Linked DNA regions of Homo sapiens: all the other regions are linked to region 3. The links are chromatin loops, found by intact Hi-C in ENCODE. Cell type or tissue: CD14-positive monocyte. All regions are shown on one strand.

Region 1 (8,000 bases), 51 kb before region 3:
CAGCTGAGCAGCTCCTATGACATCAGTTTAATATATTGGGCTTTTGTTGTATTGTATTATTGAGAGAAAATGACTGCGTTGCAGGATGGTGAGAAATAAATGATAGAGATTTGCATTTCTCGTATGTCACTCTGGCTAGAGGTCAGCTCAAGGCCGTGAGGAAGAGACTGGAGAGACAAGAGAAAAGAAGTGAGTCTGTCTTAATAGTCCCAACAACAGACCATTGGCTATCCAAATCGTCAGTACACCAGAGAATAGCTTTCAGGTGACCTGCGGACTTTCAACATGAAAAATTCAATCCAGAGTCCTGGGTGGGGCTCACGAGTCTGCATTTTTAACAACTCACCAAGTTATTCTTATGTGCCCTAGAATTGGAAACCCATGTATCTCAAGATTTTTTGCACAAACTGCAGCCTGTAGGATAAGAGAGAAACTTAGATCAGAGTAGAGGTTTTGCGACTCTAAGAACCAAAATGATTTCAGATGCCTGGTCATCCTCAACCTGGTGGACACGCCTTCATTCACTGGAGAAGCAGCAGCAGGGCTTGCTTCGAGTCCAGGGAAGCAAGAAAACAGATCTGATCCCCCTGTGGAGTGTGGAGTAGGGGCACTGCCCTTGATGGTGGGAGTGAAACCAACTTGTTTGCAGGTAAGCACATGAGAGACAGCCCTGGAAGCACTCAGGGGTGATGAACTTGACATGGAAGCAGAAATCCTGCAAAGCCTGAGGTGGAAAGTTGCCAAGGAAGTATGCATCATGATTGTTAATGTGCCTTTGTCTTAGTCCATTCCTGCTGCTATAATAAAATACCTTAGGCTGGGTGCAGTGGCTCATGCCTGTAATCCCAGTACACTGGCAGGCCAAGGCAGGTGGAACACCTGAGGCCAGGAGTTTGAGACCAGCCTAGCCAACATGGTGAAACTCTGCCTCTAGTAAAAAAAAAAAAAAAAAATTAGCTGGGCTTGGTGGTGCATACCTGTAATCCCAGCTACTCAGGAGACTGAGGCAAGAGAATTGCTTGAACCCGGGAGGTGGTGGCTGCAATGAGCCGAGATGGCACCGCTGCACTCCAGCCTAGGCAACAGAGCGAGACGCTGTCTCAAACAAAAACAAAAACAAACCTCAGACTGGGTAACTTATAATCAATGGAAATTTATTTCTCACAGTTCCAGAGACCGGGAAGTCCAATTTCAAAGTGCCAGCAGGTTTGGTGTCTGGTGAGGCTTGTACCTTCTTGCTGTGGTGGAGCCCTCATGACTTAATCACCATCTAAATGCCCCACCTTCTAATATGGTTGCACTGGAGAATAAATTGCAACATTAAATTTGGAGGGACACAAACATTCAAACTATAGCTGACTTCATCTACATCTCCAGCTGGTGAGGTCTGGAAGAAGTCAGGTTACACATACAGATGAGAAAGCTGAGGGTCAGAAAGTGGAGGTCTGTTGTATGAAAGGAAAATAAAAACCTGGGACCCCAATTCAGTACGCCAAGGGGAAAAATTAAGCTGAAAGCTGACTCATGCAAGCACCTGCCATTCCTTTTGTTCCTAAGCAGATAGCTACGATAAAATATTAAATATCTTCACTCTGTGTTTGAGGCAGGAGAATAGGGTCTGGAGGCAGGGAACCTAATGACTTCCTAGACGTAAATCAAGTGGAAATGCTTCAGCTATGACAGGAAATATTCTCTCCATTTACATAGGGCATACACTGAGTAAATGACTTTGTAACTTCACTTCATCCCCTTCGTTTCCATAGGGCATATACCAAGTAACGAATAAAAACCTCTAAAGGGTATTTAAACCCCAGAATATTCTGTAACGGGGCTCTTGAGCCCCTATGCTCAGACCCGCTCCCACACTGTGGAGTGTAGTTTCATTTTCAGTAAATCTCTGCTTTTGTTGCTTCATTCTTTCCTTGCTTTATTTGTGAGTTTTGTCCAACTCTTTGTTCCTGGACACCTTCCACTGGTAACATGTTCACCTTATCTTGTGTAAAGTGTGGATCCACTGAGGGCAAGACAAATACATAATTGACTATTCCCCTACCTGATCCTTTTGTCTTGCAATATGTGAGTTCAGTCACATGCCCATACCCTCTCTATTCCTTCTCCAGCTTGCTTTTCCTGGTTAAATTATTGAAGCCCTTAAAATCATCTTTGGAGAAAGGCACAGACCTGTCTCCTGGGTGCATCCTCAACCTTGGCAAAAAAAACTTCTAAATGGATTGTGACTTGTTTCAGATACTTTTTGGTTTACCGTTGTTATATGTTATCTAAGCTAACTCAGCTCTTTAGCGGAATTCTAACCCAGGTATGCCTAAATTCAAAATGTGAGGTTTTTCTGCATTATAGTGAATGACGGATATCAAGGCTTTTCTGATGACTTTGAAAAATAGTTGGATAGGCCAGACACAGTGGCTCACACCTGTAATCCCAGCACTTTGGGAGCCCCAGGCAGGTGGATCCCAAGGTCACGAGTTTGAGACCAGCCTGGTCAACATGGTGAAAACCCATCTGTATCAAAAACACAAAAAATGAGCCGGGCGTGGTGGTGGGCCTGTTGTCCCAGCTACTTGGGAGGTTGAGGCAGGAGAATCACTTGAACCCAGGAGATGGAGGCTGCATTGAGCCGAGACTGCACCACTGCACTCCATCCAACCTGGGCGGCAGATGAAAGAGTTAAACTCTGTCTCAAAAAAAAAAATAGAGAACAGAACATTCTCCAGTTATGGCCTCATTGTTTTGTTTGTTCTTGGCAAAGTTTCCACTGACATAACTCAGTAAACTTTTACATCTGAGTTCAATGGAGTGTTTTTAAATGGTTGTGGACAAGAGGTTCGTTCATTGTTGATGTAGAATTGAGTACAGAATATACTTTGCTTAAATTACTTTCACTATTTTTTCTCATAATATTCTTGAAAGTCATCTATTAATGCAGTTCTTACATAAAAGGAAGAGATAACTAAAAAGGATATAGAGCCAGGAAGTAAATTGTTTCCCCAAACACTTCAAACAATTTAAATGTTCAAATATAGAGTTATTTGTGAATTTGCAAAGTAGCAAATCAAATGGGTAATTCTCAAAGCCTTGTGTTTGAAGTGATGAGAAGCAAAGCCTTTTCAAGTTTATGTAAATAATTGACCACTTCCTTGAAAAAGTTTTAAGATTTCTCTAGAGACAAGGTGAATCATATCAAGTGGCCTAAATAAACTTTAGTTTTGAATGAGCAAATAGCTCAAGGCAAGGTGGTGGTTTTACCAAAGTAAAAAAAAGAAGAAGTTGTCAAGAATGAAGCTTGCCAAAAAATTTTCAAAAACTAAGATGGCAAGATTTTCTTTGGAGGGTTATGAAATGTTCTGAAGTTAGACAGTCTAGAATTAGATGGTTCAACAGCTGAGTGAATTTACTAAAAACACTGAATTTTACACTTTATCAGGGTGAATTTTATGTTATGTTAATTAAATTTCGGTGAAGCACTTATTAAATGAAATTGTAATAAGAGGATGTAAGAAGATTCAGTCACAAAATATACACATATACCACACAAATTTAAAATGCTTTTAGCTAAAATATTAAAAGACAAGCTAGTCACTTTGGAACCCAAATTCATTGTCTGAAAGATTTTTAAAAATCTTAAAGAGAAAGAAATGAAGATAAAGCAATCATGAGTGAAAAAAATAAACAAACTTGGATGATATAACCAGAAATAACACATAAATGAAATAATTTCAGAAGAACAAGATATATGCACTTTAAAAGTAATATGGAAAAGCAAGGGACCCAGAATAATCAAAAGAATCCTTAAAAAGAGGGACAAAATTGGAGGACTCACATTTACTTCAGAACTTACTACAAAGTTACAGTAGTCAAGCCAGCATGATACTGACATAAGGATAGACACATAGATCAATGGAATACAGTCAGTCTAGAAGCCAGCCTACATATGCAAGACATTATGGAGGGTCTTCAAAAAATTTAAAAATAGAACTACTATGTGATCCAGCAATCCCACTACCGGGTATATATCTAAAGGAATCGAAATTGGGATTTCAAAGAGCATTTGCACTCCTGTTCATTGCAGCATGAACCTAAGTAACCTAAATATTCATCATGGATGAATGGGTAAAGAAAATGTGTTATATATATACAGTGGAATATTGTTTAGCCCTAAGAAAGAAGGAAATCCTGCCATTTGTGACAACATGCATAAGCCTAGAGGACTTTATGCTAAGTGAAACAAGTTAGACACAGGAAGACAAGTACTACTTGATGCCACTTACATAAGGAATCTAAAATAGTTAAACTTGTAGAAGCAGAGAGTAGAATGGTGGTTGTCAGGAGCTGGGGAAAGGGGGATATAGGGAGCTATTAGCCAAAAGTTGCAAAGTTTCAGTTATAAAAGATGAGTAAGTCCTAGAGATCTACTGTATAACATAATACCTATAGTTAACAAAACTGTATTACATCTTAAAAATTTGCTAAGTGGGTAGATCTTATGTTTTATCACATACTACACACACACACATGCACACACACACATACACAAATAATTATAAATATAGAGGGTAGGAGGAAACTGTTTTGGAGGTGATGGGTATGTTTAGATTGTGGTAATGATTTCACAGATGTATATTTAGCCTCAAACTCATCAAGTTGCATACATTAAATATGTACAGCTTTTTGTATGTCAATCACACCCCAATAAAAGTTTTTTTAAAAATCCTGCACACACACACATATATACATGTGTATATATGTATATAAATATATACATGTATATAAATTTATTTTAGATAAGATTGCCGAGACAATTCCAATGGGGAAAAGAAGTCTTTCCAAACATGCTGCTGGGACAACTGGATCTCTACATGCAAAAGAATGAACTTGAACTACTATTTCACACTATATTAAAACAATTATCAATTATTTTGTGACTGAAGGCAATTAAGAAGCAGCAAATGGAAAAAGCTCTCGCTGTCTTCCCCTTTTCTGCCTCAAGGTAGGATATAAATTCTCGTTTACTGGACACAACTCTAGACTCTATTCACCCAGAGAAAGCACCAGAAGAATCTGCAAACAAACGTTACTTCATTAGTTTACCCCCATATAGTTATTTTCCCACTGTTTCCTACCCCGAAAGGAAATTGCCTTCCTTTGTCCTGTCATTTCTCTATAAATTTATTGTTCTTTGTTGAAGATGCGATACAAGCCAGAGTTCTAAGCAACTGCTTTGAGTTACTTTTCATTGAGGTTTTTCCTGCATGGTGTTCACTGTATGTGTTAATAAACTTGTTTGTTTTTTTCTTGTTGATCTGCTTTTGTTACAGGGGCTTGTCTCAACTGAGAACTTACACAGGGACAGGTAATCTGTAGCTTCCCTGACAACTGAAATGAAAGAGCTAAAATTACAAAACTCTTAAAAGAAAACATGGGATTTGCTATGGTTTGAATGTCCCACCAAAACTCATGGTCAAATTTAATTGCCATTGGGGTAGTACTAGGAGGTAAGACCTTTAAGAGGTGTAGATCATGAGGGTTCTGCCCTTGTGAACGGATTAATGCTGTTATCAGGGTAGTGGATTAGTTATTGAGGGAGAGGACTCCAGCATAAGTTTGACCTCCATTTTCTCCCTGTCTCATTTGTCACCTGCCTTTCTGCTTTCAGCCATGGTGTGATGCAACAAGAAAGCCCTCACCAGATGGCTAAGCAGATGCTGGCACCATGCCTTTGGACTTCCCAGCCTCCAAAACTGTGAGCCAAATAATCTTTTGTGTATAAATTATCAAGTCTGTGATACTCCGTTATAGCAGCAGAAAACAGACTAAGACAAGATTAAATCTTTGTGACCTTGGGCTAATCAATGATTTCTTAACTATGACAATCACATATCGGATAAGAGCCTTAATTCACAATATATAAAGAACTTTTATAATTTAACAATGAAAAGACAACACAATTTTAAAAGGGCAAAGTATTTGAATAGACATTTCTCCAAATAAGTTATATAAATGGCCAATGAGCACGTGGAAAGATGCTCAACATCTGTTTGACATTAGGCAAATGCAAATCAAAACCACATTCACTAGGATAGCTACAGTAATTAAAAAAGGAATGATAGTAAGTGGTGAGGATGTGGAGAAATTGGAACCCTCATATATTGTTGGTGGGTATGTAAAATGATGCAACCACCGTGGAAAGCAGCTTGACAGCTCCTCATAAAGTTAAACATGGTGGTACCACAGGACCCAGCAATTCTACTCTTAGCTATATATGTCCAAGAGAGATGGAAATTTAAGTCCACACAAAAATTTAATTTGCCATTTTCATGGCAGCATCATATATAATGGCCAAATATTGGAAACAACCCAAATGTTCATCATCTGATGAATGGATCAACAAAATGAGGTATATCTATACAATGAAATAGGATTTGGCAACAGAAGAAAGAATGGAGTACTGACACAGGCTACATCATGGATGATCCTTGTAAATACTAAATAAAAAAAGCAAGTCATAAAAGATCACATATTGTATGATTTTATTTATGAGAAATGTCTAGAGTAGGCAAATCTACAGAGACAAAAAGTACATTAGTGGGCACCTAGGGCCAAAGAGGGGAGAGAGAATGGGCAGTGATGGCAGCAGGGTGTTTGGAGGAGGGCTGGTGATGAAAATGCTCTAAAGTTATAGAGATGTTTGCACAAATATATTAATATATTTTAAAACATTGAATTGTATATGTTAAATGATTGAATTTTATGGTATGTGACACATGTCAAGAAAGATGTTTTTAAAAATAGTTCAGGAAAATGGATATATATACAAATTATGCAACTAGTTCACTTTCCAGAATCCCATAAATTAAAACTCCTATGACTTGTAAATCTTCTAGATCTTAGACCGGATTATCATAAGCCTATTCTTAACTAGAAATTTCCTGGACACATGCCAAGGAATAAAAACTCTTGGCTGGGTGCGGCGCCTTAGAAACCCTGAGAGACAAGTATTATCTTCTAATCAACAAAACTGGTAGATGATTAAATTATTGGTTCAGAGTACAGGCTTTTTGCTAGACAGAAACATCCAAAACTTAATACTTAATAAAGGAAATTAAGAACAGAGATTTTTCATAGTGGAAACCTTGTTAAGATTACCGAGGCTTACAGGAGATAGTACCAGAGCATGCATGTATTTGGCAGCTACTGAGAGTCTGCTATTTGCCAGAAGATATTAGACACTGGAAAGAAATGTTTAAAAGGCTGAGTCCCTGCCCTAAGGGAGCTTATGGTCCAGGGAAGAGACACAAATGCGTTTCATATCACATGTTAAGTGCTGCGGGGAGGGTATGCAAGGAAACGAAGGGACAGAGAAGAGAGTTGGTCACCCTGGTTGGGAGACCAGAGATGCCTCCTCAGAGGAGTTTCTAGGAGAGGATCAGGGTTGGAGCAGGTGTGGGATTTCAAAGCACAGCCATCTGGAATGTGCACTCAGAAAGAAGAAAACCTCAGGGGACAAGGAGAGCCAGTGTCTGAAAAATGGCGCAAAAGGCTGTTCTCTTCTGTTATGCTATGTTTATGTTTCTTTGAGGAGGGAACTGTGTAAGAGGTAATGTGTGGTAACGTATTAGCACTTGAGAAGGAAATGCCTTTGACTCAGTGCAATTTCTTCCCCAGTAAGAATAATCTCCAAAGACTGCTAAAAATATAGAGGAGAAGCAAAGTGAAGTCTTCGTTTTTTCTTTTTTCATCTCTTCACAGCAGGTGAATTAACCCAAAATTCGTCATCATAGGAGCAGCAGTTCTTTTTTAACCTCACATACAATTTTACATTTTCCTTAAAAACTCTTTATTTCAAATACACACAAATGGAGAGAGGAGTGTGATAAAACCCCATATTCCTGCTGGCTTAGTCTGTTTTGTGTTGCTATAAAGGCGTACCTGTGGCTGGGTGGTTTGTAAGGAAAGAGGTTGAGTTAGTTCATGTTCTGCAGCCT
Region 2 (8,000 bases), 220 kb before region 3:
TGTGCCACCCCCGAATTCACATGTTGAAACCTAGTCACCAGTGTGATGACATTAGGCAACAGGGCCTTTGGAGGGGGCGATGAAATATGAGGGTGAAGCCCTTGTGAATGAGATTAGTGCCCTTATAAAAGGGACCCCAGAAAGCTCCCTCCCCCTTCTGCTATATGAAGACATAGCAAGAAGGTGCCATCTGTGCACCAGGAAGAGGGTGTTCACCACATACGGAATCTGCCAATGCCTTGATCTTGAACTTCCCAGCCTCCAGAACTTGGAGAAATAAATTGCTGTTGTTTATAAGCTACCCAGTTTGTAGTACTTTGTTATGGCTGCCCAAACAGACTAAGACACCCCTGGACTCTAGACCAGGCAGGGATTATCATGGGGCAATGTGGGGAAAGCAAGAAAGAACCTCAAATGTCTCTCCTGGTCTCACTGCCTCCACCAAGGAGGCATCTTCATCTCAATATTATATAGGATGGAAAACATCAAGGTAATAAGTAGAGCTTAAATCTGCATAGAAGTCAAGAATTGGGGATGCAGAGGGCAAAAACTAAGAAGAAATGTTCAGAGAGTCACCAAAATTAAACGTCTCATAGGTGAGAGATAGAGTTATATATACTGAAGAAGGTATAGCAAATAAGCAAGCCGAAAGATGCTCCACGAATACCGTTATCATTAGGGTGATGCAGATTAAAACCACAATGAGATATACCTCTATTACAGTGGCACAAATCTAAAAAAAAATGGACAATATCAAATATTGGTGAAGAGGAGATGGAGCAACCAGAACGCTGTCACACTCTTGATTGGAACATACAACAGTACGATCACAACAGAAAATCATTTGACAGTTCCTTAAAAAGTGAAAATACACTTACTATAGGTCCCAGCCTTTCACTCCTATGTCACTCCTATTTACCCAAGAAAAATAAAAGCATCCGTCCATACAAAGAGTCTGTCACAATGTGTGGACGAGACTATTTGTAATATCTCTAAAGTGGAAACAATCCAAGTACCTATCAACAGGTGAATGGATAAACACATTGTGATATACTCGTATGGTGGCATTCTACTCAGAAATAAAAAGTAATGAACTATTGATATAACACAACACATGGATGAATCTCAAGATAATTATGCCAAGTTAAAGGAGCCAGACAAAAATAGAATATACTATATGATTCTCTTGATATGAGATTCTATAAAATGCAAGCTATCCATAGTGAAAGAGAGCAGACAAGTGAAAGATTGCCTGTGGACAGAGAGGAGGGTAGGATGGCGAGGTGGGACAGAGTACACAGGGGTGTGATGAGACTTCTGTGGATGATGGATGCATTCAATATCTTAGTTGTGGTGATGGTTTCATGGATGTGTGCTGATGTCATAAGTTATCAAATTGTGCACTGTAAATATGTACAATTTATTTTATGGCAATGGATGTAATTTGGTTGCTTTTCTCCTCCAAATGTTTTTCCTCTCATGTTGAAATGTGACCCCCGATGTTGGAGGTGGGGCCTGGTGGGAGGTGTTTGGATCATGGGGATGGATCCCTCATGAATGGCTTGGTGTCATCCTCATGGTGATGAGTCTGTTCTCACTCTATGAGTTCACATGAGATCTGGTTGTTTAAAAACAGCCTGGCACCTCCTCCCCGTTTCTCCTGCTCCCCTCTTGCCATGTGACATGCATGCTCCCCCTTTGCCTTCTGTGATGATTGGAACCACCCCGAGGCCTCACCAGGAGCAGATGCTGGTGCCATGCTTGTACAGCCTGCAGAACTGTGAACCAAATAAACCTTTTTTTCTTTGCAAATTACACAGCCTCAGGTATTCCTCGAGCAATGCAAATAGACTAACACAGCAATTAAATGCCAATAAAACAATTAATCTTAAAAAACCTCACTAACCTTTTTGGAGCACCCTGTTTATTGCTGTGGGTGTGTGACAGCTGGAAGACAGGGCTCATGGAAAGGTCAAAGGAGGCATGGGCACCCATTCCCCTTGCCCCTGTTGTTGCTGCAGATGGTATGTTGCTCAATATCATATCAGTATGACTACCCGGAATCCTGGGTGATAAGAAGTACAACTGGAGACTGGGACACACACAGTGACTGCTTCTGCAGTGTGGGGATTCTGTATAAAAGCCCTTCCCCCTGGCTCTAGGTACTGGCCACCCTCCCAAGGGATGTGAGATATTTCTGCAATCACTTACCTCCTTCCTCCTCCTGTTTCTCTCCAGCCTGTGCAGTGCAGGGAAGAGCACTGGCTCTCATGCCATACTGCTGGGGTCTGCTTTTGTGCTTCCCCACCTGGTGGCTCTGAGATCTTAGCCAAGCACTGTACCTTCCTGGGGCTGCTGTAACAAAGCACCACAAGTTGGGTGGCTTAGAACAGCAGAAATATGTCGTCTCACAGATCTGCGGGCTGCAAGTCAGACCATGATGTTAATAGGGTTGATTCCTTCTGAGGGCCACCAAGGAGACTCTGTTCCAGGCCTTACTCCAAGCTTCTCGTGGTTTGCCAGCAATCTTTGGCATTCTTTGGCTTGCAGCAGCATAATTCCAGTCTTTTTTGTGTGTATGACAGGGTCTCTCTCTGTCGCCCAGGCTGGAGTGCAGTAGTGCAATCTCGGCTCACTGCAACTTCTGCCTCCCGGGTACAAGCGATTCTCCTGCCTCAGCCTCCCGAGTAGCTGGGATTATAGGCACCCACCACCATGCCCGGATAATTTTTGTATTTTTAGTAGAGACAGCATTTCACCATGTTAGTGGGGCTGGTCTCAAACTCCTGACCTCAAGTGATCTGCCTGGCTCGGCTTCCCAAAGTGCTGGGATTACAGGCATGAGCTACCGTGTCTGGCCATTACATGGTATAATCACTGTGTGTGTGTGTCTGTGTTTTCACATAGCATTCTTTTTGAAGGACACCAGTCATATTGGATTAAGGGCCCACTCTACTCCAATAAGACCCCATCTTAACTAATTACATCTGCAACCATCATATTTTTGAATAAGGCCGCATTTGGGGTACTGGGAGTTAGAACTTTAACATATGAATTTTGTGGAGACACAATTCAACCTTTGAAAACAACAGATTTAACATCTCAGTCTTCTCATCTATAAACCAGGGATATTAGTAACATCCACATTGCAGAGTTGGTGTAAAAAAGATTCAGTCATTTCCTAGACAACCGCTGTAACCAGCTAAGCCTTGAAGCCACATGCTCAGTCATTTAGAACATGTTAAGCACATCGAGACATCTCTGGCTCACAGCTAGCAGCTGGTAAATGTGAGCCATCATTATTTTTCACAACTACATGTGCAGATTTTGACCCTGGGAGAATTTTTTGTTCTAGATTTACACACTAACACCCCTCCCATCTGACCTTTGACCAAGGTTTTTACTACACGTATAAAAATAATAATATAAAGGAGTATGAGCCAAGTACTAAAGTCCTGAGGAGGTGATATCTCTGTGTGCCAAGCAGTCACGGAAGCCTTCATGGGTGATGTTAGAAGACTGTTTTAGTCTGTGCTTGCACTACTATCAAGAACTATCTGAAACTGGGCAATTTATAAAGAAAAGAGGTTTAATTGGCTCATGGTTCTGCAAGGCTGTGCAGAAAGCATGGTGGCTTTTGCTTCTGGGGAGGCCTCAGGAAGCTTCCAATTGTGGTAAAAGGCAAAGGGAGAGCAGGAGTCTTACATGGCTGGAGCAGCAGCAAGAGAGAGGAAGTGGGGAGGTGCTGCACACTTTTAAATGACCAGATCTCATGAGAACTCACTCACTATCATGAGAACAGCACCAAGGGGATGCTGCGAAACTACTGACAAGAAATCGCTCCAATTGTCCAATCATCTGTCACCAGGCCCCACTTCCAACACTGGGGATTACAATTTGACATGGGATTTGGGTGGAGACATGTATCCAAACCATATTACAGACCTTGAAGATGGGGAAGGGGATTGAATCCTTTGATCAAAATCCCATTTTGTGCCTCTGATTTTGGGAAAAATTACTGATCTTCCTTGAACTTCAATTTCTCTATAAAATGGCAATAATATAGTTGTTGCATTGATTAAATGAGACAAGGTAAAGTGTTTGTCAGATGCCCCAAACCCAATAGGTGCTCAGTGAATATTTTTTAAAAATATAGAAGTTATGTTGTGGGCAAAGACTTGGGCAAATTATTAGGAACAAGACTGTAGCTTTTGGGCAGAGCACAGTTGGACTTACTGGCTCAGTAATTCCACATTTGAGTAGAACAACAACTAGTTTCTCAATGATGACACATCAGGATCAAACACCCGGGGGACCTCTCCTGCAATTGCTGTTCTCTTTGAAGAAGCTCCTTTTAAATAGAAGACAGTACCTTGAAATATGGCCACAGGAGGTCAGTAGCGTGCTGTGGTTCTACGCAGAAGCAAAAAAACAGTCCCCTCTAAGCATCTTTAAGCCATAAATTCCTTGTTGTAAACTAAGAATATGTTATTCCTTCCATATTTTCAGATAAATTGACAGCTAAGCTTAAAGAAATTATGCTTTCAGCTTGTAATATGGAATAGACAGGCACTAACTTATTCTTAAAGACTCTTATTATGACACGGCTGTGTTTGAAGAAATGGTTTTGTTTTGTTTTTTAATGAAACCTGTGTTTTGGTCAAGAGTGTTACCACATTCAGATCACAACTTTTCTAAGGAAATACACTCAAAGACACCTAACATTTGAGTGAGATTAATCATAATGTAAGATTTCTGTGATGTGTGCAATGGGGCTTCAATATCTTAGATCTCACCATGATGGGCAATTGCTTGTCTTTTTCGAGCCTTGATTTCTCATCTTTAAGACAGGAGTGACGCGGCTGTTGTCATAATTAAGTGAGGAAATGTAGTTAAAGCACCGACCACCAAGCCCTAAACATTTTGTGCTTCTGGATGCCCAGTATCCTTCCTGTTTGGGGAGAATCTGAAGATGGGTGAGGGACAGGGCTTGTCCCTCGCCGCAATGGAAGTCAAAGGGGGACGATCTTTCTTCGACTCTTTGACCCCTGGCTGCTGGAGCATGGTCATGTGACCAAAGCGTGGCTGGGCATCTCAAAGGCTCAGCCACTTGCATATTATTTGTGATGTCAGGTGTAGGCTAGTGGCGTAATAGCAAGCACCCGGGATCAGCAGGTCCCTGCAGGATGTTGGCGGGGCTTTGCCTACCTTCGTTTCTGCCTAAGTATGCTGAGTTTTCCCAACAACGCTGGGAGCTTATTTATATCCTTCTAACAAATTCAGGTTAGCCAGAAAATCTACTGTTGTTTGCAACCCAAAACACTGAAGAGTGTAAGATTCAAGTTTAAGTTTATGGTAAATGTGCAAAATTACTCGTTAAAGGATTCTGGCTGGTATATAATAGAGTTTTCTCCTGAGGTTTTTTCCACAGTACAATCGATGATTGTAAAAGAAAAGCTGAATAATTGAAAAAAGGCCTAGTGTTTTGACATGACAATAGAAATAATATTTACTAGACACAGAGAGCAGGGTTTCAACCATCCTGTAATTGTCAGCCATGCAGCAGGGCTGTCTGAGGACAGCTGTGCATGTAAATCATCACTGGTTGCCTGGATGAGATAACTAGGTTACTGGTGGCTTCCCCTTCTTCTGGCTTCAGAGGTTGCACCCAAACTCAGTTTCCCATGGGCCCAGTGACTTCCTCTCTCATATCCTCCCACACCAGACCTTCAATGAGACTAAATGGAAATATCTCTGAAATCCACTGATGAGAGAGCAGTAGAACTAACACTGTATATATGTGTGTGTGTACATACTTCAGTATGAAAACAGGAATTCCTATGCATAAATGGCATAACAACACCATATGGCCCCTCACCAATGCATCAGAAGGTAAATAGCTTCTCTTCAGATGATGTTAGAAGAATCATTTGTCCAGTTATTCAAGTTAAATGTCATTTACTTTTGAAATGTTTCTTTGTGATTTAAAGCCTGTCACTAAAAACAAACCCCACACCACCACCACAAAACAAAAACCAAAAAATAAAAGCAAACCACTGCTCTTTGCTTCTCAAACTCTCTCACTGCCTGATATCACACTCACCAGGAAATTTTCTTGGTGATAGAACTTCCATTTCCTCACTGTCTCCCTCACCACCTACCCTACCTCCCATCAGCCCTGGCCTTGGGAATGAAGTGGTCAGAGAAAATGATCTCCTCATAAATGTCTGATGAAAATCGGCTTGCCACCCTGTAACATGGGAAGACATTTGTATCATCTATATTCTAGGTTGATCATAAAACCATCTTATAAAATTGGTTAATTATGCTGGGGTTCAACTGTTTATTATGTCAGACAAGTAGGGTTTTGGGGCAGGTCTGAGATGAAGAGATTGGTAGTAAGGGAAGACTCAATTTATAGCTTTTATTACCAGTAAAATCTGAAGCCTTGCAAAACCTCAATGGTGCCCAATTATATAAAAACATGGTAATTTTTCTTGCATCATCAATATTTAAAAGCCACTTGGCTGACCATGTTGGGACACCTATGTTTTGAAGCATGTGAGGAAACATCTGTGAGCACATTTACAGTATTCCATCAAATAATACGCTTCAAATTCAAGAGGAGTAATTTCAAATTAGTAATGTTTACAGACATGTCTGCATCCATTGTACCTAAAAGAAAGTTAAAATGAGATAAAAATCTGGGAAAAAAAGGTGGCAGCTCATTTCCCACAATCTCCCTTGCTTTTTTAAACTCTTACTTTGAACTTACTGCTTTTTGCATGATAGTCTTCTGCCTTAATTCTTGAATTTTCCAAATTGATGTTAAAGTCTTTAATGACTCCTTTTTATACCAAATAACTCTCTCTTTTTTTCTTTTTACCAACTCTCTGATATGCAAATGTATGTCTGGAGTACCATAAAAAGGATTTTATTTTTCAAAAATAAACAAAGGGAGAATGTAGGTAACAAAATCTAATACAGAAGATGTATTTAACATCATGGTATAGTAGAAAAAAACAAGTTATTCTGTCTTGCATCATTGATGTTTATAAGTCACTTGATGAGCCATTATGAAACATCTCTGTTTGTAACATGCAAAGTTAACAGCTGGGTCATATTTATAGCATTCTACTCAATACCATGCCTCAGAGTCCAGGTTGAGAATTTGTGATTTGCAATTGATAGGCATATTTGCCTTCAGACATTGGAAAACTCTGAAATAGGAAAAAATAATGAAGACATTGTAAAGTATTTCTTTCCCTCTGGCAAGTAAAAGATTAATTACTGTTAGTATACCAGCTCTTTCTTATAAGAAATCATCCTGAAATCCTAAAATAGCCGCTTCATATCAGAGTGATATCCAGAAGCCTCTTTCAATATCTGTCCTAAAGGACAAAATGCCCACCCTCCAAACAGTCGAAGACAGATTTTTCATGGGGCATATTGTTGAATTTTGTGATGAATCTTGCTGAATTATTTAGCCTTTGGCAGCAAAATGTGGCTGGGAAGAACATGGACTGCGTGGCTTCACCACAGCAGCTCAGGTAGATGTCCTTGGGCTTGAACTTTCTGAACTTTGGCTCACTCTGATGAAATGGGAAAAACAACGGCAACTTTACAGAGTTGTTTCAAAGACTATATAAGAATTACAATAATAGCTAAGATTCTTGAAAAAATTTCCATTTGCCAGACACTGACTAGAAAGCTTGATATAGACTTGTCATTTCAAACAGATCAAATCTATATGGAAAAGGCACTTCATGAATTAGGCCACAGAAATGTGAATTTATTCCTCCTTCCTCTGTTATTTGAAACTCTCATAAAAGGGACTTTTTTTTTTGAGACGGGATCTCACTCTGTTGCCCAGGCTGGAGTGCAGTGGCACGATCATAGCTCAATGCAGCCTCCAACTTCTAGGCTCAGGTGATCCTCCTGTCTCAGCCTACTGAGTAGCTAGGACTACAGGTGTGTGCCATCATGCCTAGCTAGTTAAA
Region 3 (8,000 bases):
CAATTGCGAACAAGTAATGGAGTCTATCACAGTTGGTAGCCTGCCTACAGTTGTGTTTCTCTCCAATTCAGCCTCCATACTAACTCACAAACAGGTCAGGTGATACTTAGCAGCCTTAGAATTAAATCCAATCTCCTAACCATGGCTTCAAAGCTCATGTTAGTCTGGCTCCTTTATACCTACTGCTACTTTCATCCCTCTCCATTCCCCATCTGAAACCCTACCCTCTAGGCACAGGAAACCTGTATTAGTTCCCCAGAATAAGCCATAAGTCATATTTCTCTATTGTTAGGGTCTCTGCTCATTTTCTTTCCCCTCTCAGGAACACTCCTACCCACATTTCACCTGGCTCACTTCTGCTGGTCCATCAACGCTTTCCTGACTCTTCACACAGAGTTCAGAACTCATTTTATGTTTTCCCAGAGTATCCTCCGCCCCTCTATCAATACTTACCCCACTGAATTGTAATTGGCTGATTACTTATTTACATCTCTCACTACACTGAAAACTCCCTGGGATGGACACAATTTCTACTGTATTGCACCCCAGTCCTTGGCACAATAACTTATTTAGCAATTGTTTGTTAAATTCATGAGAAAATAATTTTTTTCTGCATCGTGTTATTACTGTATATGTAAAGTCAACCTGATTATAGTACTTTCTCAAAAACTTTCAAATCATTTTCTCATGCAATGAGAAAATTGCATTTAGGGATTTTGCATTTTATTTTTATGTGAATAGATCTCATATATATGTCATAGCTCTACTTTGCTAGTTTGGCCACTTTGGGGGAATATGTAACTACAAACAACGTTAGATTTCAGACTCTTCATCTGCAGTACAAGAACAATGCATGTTGGAATAATTTTGAAAATGAAGTAATATTGCATACACTAGGTACACTAAACCCAAACATGTAATAAAGTGCCTAAAGTTTTTTTTTAATTTTCATTATTTTTTTCATTTCTGATCATTGTGAATTGACTTTTACTTTTTTTCTCTCTACCACGCCCCACGGAAAAAAAAGTTGCTAATTAATACATTTTCTACTAGTTGAAACAGGGAGGAAATATTAGTTCAAATTGTCTAAGTTTATCCAGTTAGATGGTAGCAAGCTAGGATTAAAACTAGCCTTTCAATTTTCTATTCAGTGTAGTATCCACTTTTCTCTGTCTCTTTTTTTTTGCTTGCATAGATATCACTCAGTTTTCTTTCAAGGAAATGTCTAAATTTACTATTTGTAAAACAAAAGCATATTATTAAACTTTTTTTTTTTGGTGCAGGAAGAAGAGACACAAAGACTTTCTTTGCAAGGCAGGATTTTTTCTTATATTTGATTATGCAAACTTTTGGGGCCTGAATTGTCACATAAACATTCAATTTCCTCATTCATTCATTCATTCATTTATTCATTGATTAGGCCTTTATTAAGAGCTGGGGTGAAAGAAGATTTAGGAACCTCTTCAGAGAAATAAACCTTGAGAGAGAAATAGAATCTTCTAGAAGAGAAGAGGAACGAATAGCATCCTTGGCCCAGACAGTCCTGGAAAACAATAACCTGAACATTGCTGTGCGTGGTGGCTCCTGTCTGTAATCCCAGCTACTTGGGATGCTGAGAGGGAGGATGGCTTAAGTCCAGGATTTTGAGTACAGCCGGAGCAACATAGTGAATGCCTGTCTCTAAAATAATAATAATAATGATAATAATAATAATAATAATAATAAAAAATAACCTAAACATCCTTCTAAATGACCAGTTTCTTATTTCTCTACATAGAACTATGCAGACAGCTCTTCGTGAGATCTTGACTATAGTACAATGATTTTTATTATTGACCAACTTCACCCTGCTCCTATACAGACTATAAATTTCTGGGCAGCAGAAATCATCTCTCTTTCATCTTGCATTAAACTAGCACCTAGTCCAGTGTCTTGAACATAGTAGGCACTCAAAATGTTTGAGAGGCACATGCCTATGTTTTAAAATGTCTGATTTAGGTAATTGGGTCCTCTTGATCATTTTGCTGGTCTGAGGCTGATGGACATTAACTGATAAACAGACCATCATTGCTTAAATCTCCTCTTTTGTGCATTCTGGAGACACTACCTCTATTACCTGTTCTTCAGTTGCCCTTACTCACCTCCTCTCTTCACCTCTCTTTCAGTACTTCTTTTTAATTGTTGCTGCTCCTATTCATTAAGCCATTTGAAAATGTGGGCTTGCTTTCCTGATCGGGCAGCATCTGTGACCCTAAAGGAACTCATGATTCAATCCTTCATGTGAATACTTAATAACACATTTGAAGATAACCTTTTACTTGCACACTAGATATGCACCAGAATTTAATCTTATTTTCTGCATTTCCTACAATATAAAAGTCAAGTCCCTTACCAAGACTTTTGTTTCAGAGACTTAAGATCCCATTGCCCTTGATGGGGTTCAGGACTCACTATCCCAAAATATGGAACCTTGGCATATTGGGCATTTTAAGCTGAAGTAATTTGAGAAAACTGCAGAAGTGGGAAAGTCACTCTCACTTGCTTTCCCACTCCTGCTGCTGGCCTTCTTCCGGTCATAAAACCTGGGAGGATATTCTGACCCTCCCCTGAATAAGGTCATAAGACTCTCATGTGAGAGATGCTTTCCTTATACCCAGAGGACAGGAATATCCTTCTCTCTGAAGATGAAGGGTAACAGAGAAGAATCTGAACAAACAGGCCTTTTCCCAGTTAATGGTAATAAACTTCTTCCAGTTTATTACCATTAGATGATACTCTTTTTGCCCTGTCATATTTCTTCATGACTGTCCACTCTTCATCAAATCTACTATAAAAAACATTCAGGTCCGGGTGCAGTGGCTCACGCCTGTAATCCCAGCACTTTGGGAGGCCGAGGCGGGTGGATCACGAGGTCAGGAGATCGAGACCATCTTGGCTAACACGATGAAACCCTGTCTCTACTAAAAATATGAAAAATTAGCCGGGCATGGTGGCGGTCGCCTGTAGTTCCAGCTACTCGGGAGTCTGAGGCAGGAGAATGGTGTGAGCCTGGGAGGCGGAGCTTGCAGTGAGCCAGGATCCCACCACTGCACTCCAGCCTGGGCAAGAGGGTGAGACTCTGTCTCAAAACAAAACAAAACAAAACAAAAAACATTCAGGTTGAACTGTTTCTTCAGGTCTTCATTTCCTTATGAAGGCTCTGGTATCATGTACAATTTATATTAAACACATTTCTATGCTTTTCTTTCATTACTTTTTTTTTTTTTTGAGACAATGTCTTGCTCTGTCACCTAGGCTGGGGTGCAGTGGTGCAATCATGGCTTACTGCAGCCTTTACCTCCCAGGATCAAGCAATCCTCCTGGATTTTTGTAGATACAGTGTCTTCCTATGTTGCCCAGGCTGGTCTCAAACTCCTCAGATGAAGCAATCCTCCCACTTTGGTCTCCCAAAATGTTGGGATCACAGGTGTGAGCCACTGTGCCCAGCCTCTTTTGTTAATCTTCATTTTGTTATAGGGCCTCAGCCATGAACCTAGGATAAGTAGAAGGAAAGAAATATTTTTCCTCCCTTCCACCCCCTATATTTGCTGGCTCATTTCCCCCACCTTTCTCCAGAGATCACAGATTTTAGCTAATTATGGCTTTTTGCCATTCTTCAGACACGTTCTGCTCTTCCTCATCTCTGAACTTGGTTTTTGTTGATCCCTTTCCTAGAAAGCACTCTCCTTCTTTGCCTCTTCTAGCAAAATCCTACTCCTCTTTCAGCCTCTACTTTGTGAAGAGGTCATTGCTTCTGTCCCTAACTCTCCATAATTTCCAGATGAATGAATGAATGAATGAATGAATGGTTTACTTGACAGTTCAGATTTGTTCAACATGAATTTACTACCTCTTTCCTATAAGTCTATTTTTAAAACTTGTTTTGATTTGATACTCCTGATTGATTAATTAATTTGATTTGTCTTTTTCTAGCTTGGGATCCCCTTCAAGTAGTTCTTGAGTCAATTTTTTCAATATCATGATGAGCATATAATAATATATTATTTTGTAGATATTCTTCATTTTTCCCCATATGTAGGCTGTTGGTTTAACCAATTTATAAGCCCGGTGCTGACCAAGGCTTGAGTCTTTATTTATTTTTGTGTACATTTAGGTTTCCACTGTCTTAAGACTCAAAGCCTAAAATGGGCATTATTCTCTTTGACGAGTCTTCATATATCACATATGCCTGTAATAGTGTGCATTTTAAGGAAACACGGTGGATTTCTTTTTAAGTGCAGATGGGTTATTATTATGGAAAATAAGACAAAAATATCACATTGTATCTTCTAAGAAAATTGAGTGAGAGGAGAAAGTTACTATCTGACTTCGAGTTCATCAGAGAGGCTTAATGACTCACTAGAACAGAGGGCCCACTGGGAATTCTCAGTTCCACTGGAGAAGTCTTATGCTTGGACTAGATCCAGCTGCTGTGGTCTGCATCCCAACTCCACCGATTGGCAGCTATGTGACTGGAGCAAGTGATAAACTCCCCGTGCCTCGGTTTCCTTTTCTGTAAGATTGGGAGTAATAATGGTGTGCACGTCACAGGGTTCTTAGGAGAACTAAGGGAGTAAATATTTGTAAAGCCCTTAGAACAGTGCCAGACACATGGTTAAGTGCTGTAAAGTGTTGTTATTTCTGCTTTAGAATTTCTTCCACTTGTTTTTTAAGTTGGAGAAAAAAAATGCTTGTTCTCACTTTTCTGGGTTTCGACTGGAAGAATTAGAAAACAGTACAAGACTTTGAAGTTCTACACAGGTTCAGCTAACCACCATAAATTGCATCCCTGCCGCCCCCGCCCCTCCCCCTCACAACTATTTGAGGATGCTGCCCTCTCGTGGTCACTCGGCACTGCTTCTATAGCTCAGCCAGTTTGAATTATATCAGAATTTTCTTTGTCTCCACCTTCCTTTAACTTAAAGGCTCATTTGTCAGAAGTTAGAGTATTGCCCTCTGTGCATTACTCAAAGCATATCTGCTAATAACAGAAACAAAGGTGGATTTCAAAAACTTGAATGCCAAATATAATTGTTATTTCAATGGTTAGAAATGATTAGAAAATGATGTATGAAATTACAAAATGTATTGTCTTAGGTGTTTTTACTGATATGTTTGAAAATGAGATAAATAATGGCTAAGTTCACGAGGATCAAGAGGAGATCTCTTTGATAGTGATTTAGGCATTCCTTTTAGGAAAAAAAAATTATGACCTCTATCAGGTATAGTTATATTTCATATTAAAATTTAGATTGTTATATTAAGATTTTATTACTTTGGCAACATATTTTCCAAAATTAAAGAGACAAAACTTACAGTCATTAAAATGATAGCTTATGCTGTGTAGGAAGTCTATTAATATTACAGATTTTATGTTTTTCATGATCAAATTTTCTTTAGTCAGTGCACCAACTGTCTAAACCCTGTTTCTTCAGGAATCTCATATACAGAGATTTATTTTCAGGTGAATTTGTGAAAAATTCTTCTTTGCCAATTCTTTTGATAACTTACATAACTCTGGAGTACAGTTTGAGGAATGCAGCTCATCTCCACTGGGTGAACCATTATGCAATTCCCAGCACCAAAAGAGGAACATCAGAAGATCCGTGACTATTTATTTACACATTTGTTATCGTTTCTACTCGAGAATAAAGAATGAGTTTGAACTCTAAAAGCTCAGCCTGCAGGAAGCCCCATCAGTCTCTCCACACTTCTGCTGTCTTTCCTATTGTAGGCGGAACATTATTCAAACCACAGGCTCCGAACTCCCAGGTAACTGAAGCCAGCAGGAAGCTCTGTTTGATATCAAGTATGTTCTTTATCAATCTTTTTGTTGTGATGGGAAGAAATGAACCAGCTTTACTTTTATCTTGCCCTGTTTTAACATTACCCAGTAGGTGAATGCTTTATTGGTATGCCTTGGCCAAAGTCTTTGATATATACTGATTTTGTGGTCATAAATTTCCCATATTAAAAACATTTTTAATGGTTTTCCATCTACGCATACCAACCATAAAGTTTCACATGTCATGTGCTTTTATTAAAAGTATATTTAAAATTCTGCTGATAGGAGTCACCACATGGAAAACACAACTTGATTTTCCTTATTAGATGCTGGGAGACAGAAGCCCTTCTGCCATCAGACAGAGTCAAACCTAACAATGCAATCCTGAACTTTGGGGTCAACATTGTAGACTCTACTGAACACTCAGTCTTCATGCTTTTTTATGTTAGAAAGACTCAGTGAAATAAGAAAATGAATTGCCTTTATTTTTTTCCTCCGCAAGTAGTTGGTTTTCAATGATCAAGCTAGTTTTGTTTTTTGACACACAGGTAAACTATATATTGAATCTACTCTTCATTCTTTGAAGAATATTATTGTGTCATCTTGTTTGGATTCGGTGTCAGTTTTACAGGGAAGGTACCAGTTTGAGCAAAATATAGACATTTAAAGCAGTACACATGTTTAAAATGATTTTAAACTTGTGTCTTTATCTTTCCTACATCTTTTTGTTCGATGCACGATCGATTTTGGATGTTGTTTGTTCCAAATCCCCAAAATTCAAATAATTGAAGTCAAGGAATTCAGATTTTCCTGACAGAAGAAAATTTCGTGAGAACATTTTACACTTTTATTTTAGATCAACATTACTGACTGGTACCTTTTAGTACCTTTTGTGATTTAAAGCCTATAAATATGTTTTTTAGTACCTTTTGTGATTTAAAACCTATAACTACTTTAAGTATCAATTATCTCAGGGCTATCTTCATTCCAGTATTAGAAACAATACATTTATTTAAACACATACTTTTCTCACCTTAGAACATTGTAACCTTCTCACAGAATTAGTGTACTGAGCAAACCTCCATTTGACATTATTGCCAGAATATTTAAAGACTATTACTGAAAAGGAATAAATACATGAAAAGACTATTTTATTGTTCTTGTTGAACTTTTCATTTGAAACCAGTGCCTCGGTCTTGGTGCTACTGACATTTTGGGCTGCATAATTCTTTGTTGTAGGGGCTGCCTTGGGCCTTCTACAATATTTAGCAGTATCCCTGGTCACTACCCACCAGATGCCAGTAACACTCCCTCCCCCACTGTAATAACCAAAATGTTTTCAGACATTGCCCAATGTCCTCTGAGGAACTGAATTCCTACCTCCTGCCAGAACCACTGTTTTAAACCAAAAAACTGTGTACCACATTGCTTCTCTTGCAACATCTCCAGTCAGGACTTGGCCATTTTGCATGGCTTCCAAGATCAGATGTAGGATATATGGTCACATACATGTAGCTACATGTCTCCATATTTTTCTACTTCTTTTCCATCTTCCTCCCTTCAACTATAGCATGCTTCCCCACAAATATGCACATGTTGAGGCTAAATTTGCATTATGTTGGCCATCACAGGCTGGAGACTCCAGGAGACCTATGTTTGCATTCTCATCACTCTCCCAAGCCTAAGTCAGTGCACCCCCCCTTTTTTTTATGGAGTCTCGCTCTTTCGCCCAGGCTGGAGTGAGGTGGCACCATCTTGGCTCATGGCAACCTCTGCCCCCCAGATTCAAGTGATTCTCCTGTCTCAGCCTCCGTAGTAGGTGGGATTACAGGTGTCTGCCTGGTCTTGAACTCCTGACCTCAGGTGATCCACCTGCCTCGGCCTCCCAAAGTGCTGGATTACAGGCATGAGCCATCTCGCCCAGCCAGTGCATCCTTAAAAGGATGATCACACCTGTTTCATAGGTGCTGTGGGATTGATTACATAAGGAAGTGAATTGAAAGAAAACTAATTTCAAGATAACGTTCTTTGTGACAGGCATGAGGTAGGTGATGTATTTAGGTTACACTACATACTCCCAACATTTTACATAGAGAGAAATTGTGATGCTGAAAGACAGAATAACTTTTTCAAGGGCATACTGGTGTCAAATAGAGAAGTCACCTGTGCTTTCAAG

Evidence for each region. Hi-C counts contacts between places; a loop is a spot of excess contacts. Peaks named below come from ENCODE experiments on the same cell type or tissue, not always from the same donor. Only the 100,000 strongest peaks of a DNase experiment are listed, where the experiment ranks them.
Region 1: a loop joins it to region 3, with 3 times the contacts of the local background. A loop is called at or near these places in 70 of 110 quality-filtered maps.
Region 2: a loop joins it to region 3, with 4 times the contacts of the local background. A loop is called at or near these places in 92 of 110 quality-filtered maps.

Annotation. Positions count from the first base shown.
Region 1 is chr6:137,258,789-137,266,788 of GRCh38, forward strand. No RefSeq gene overlaps it. Among named protein-coding and RNA genes, the nearest start is that of IFNGR1, 43 kb to the left of the region's middle. In CD14-positive monocyte, no CTCF peak of the experiment used is centred here; no DNase peak of the experiment used is centred here.
Region 2 is chr6:137,090,152-137,098,151 of GRCh38, forward strand. No RefSeq gene overlaps it. Among named protein-coding and RNA genes, the nearest start is that of IL20RA, 49 kb to the left of the region's middle. RefSeq lists enhancers at 4,169-4,218, 4,239-4,488, 5,896-6,035, 6,949-7,118, 7,714-7,883. In CD14-positive monocyte, CTCF peaks have their summits at 4,449 and 4,649; a DNase peak (open chromatin) is centred at 4,350.
Region 3 is chr6:137,309,605-137,317,604 of GRCh38, forward strand. It overlaps LOC105378017 (a long non-coding RNA gene), which reads right to left and starts at 4,511. Exons shown (of 3, transcript XR_943043.1): 1 at 4,400-4,511. RefSeq lists an enhancer at 5,486-6,086. In CD14-positive monocyte, CTCF peaks have their summits at 4,907 (motif pointing left) and 5,111; DNase peaks (open chromatin) are centred at 4,867 and 5,607; H3K4me3 peaks cover 1,420 bases; H3K27ac peaks cover 737 bases.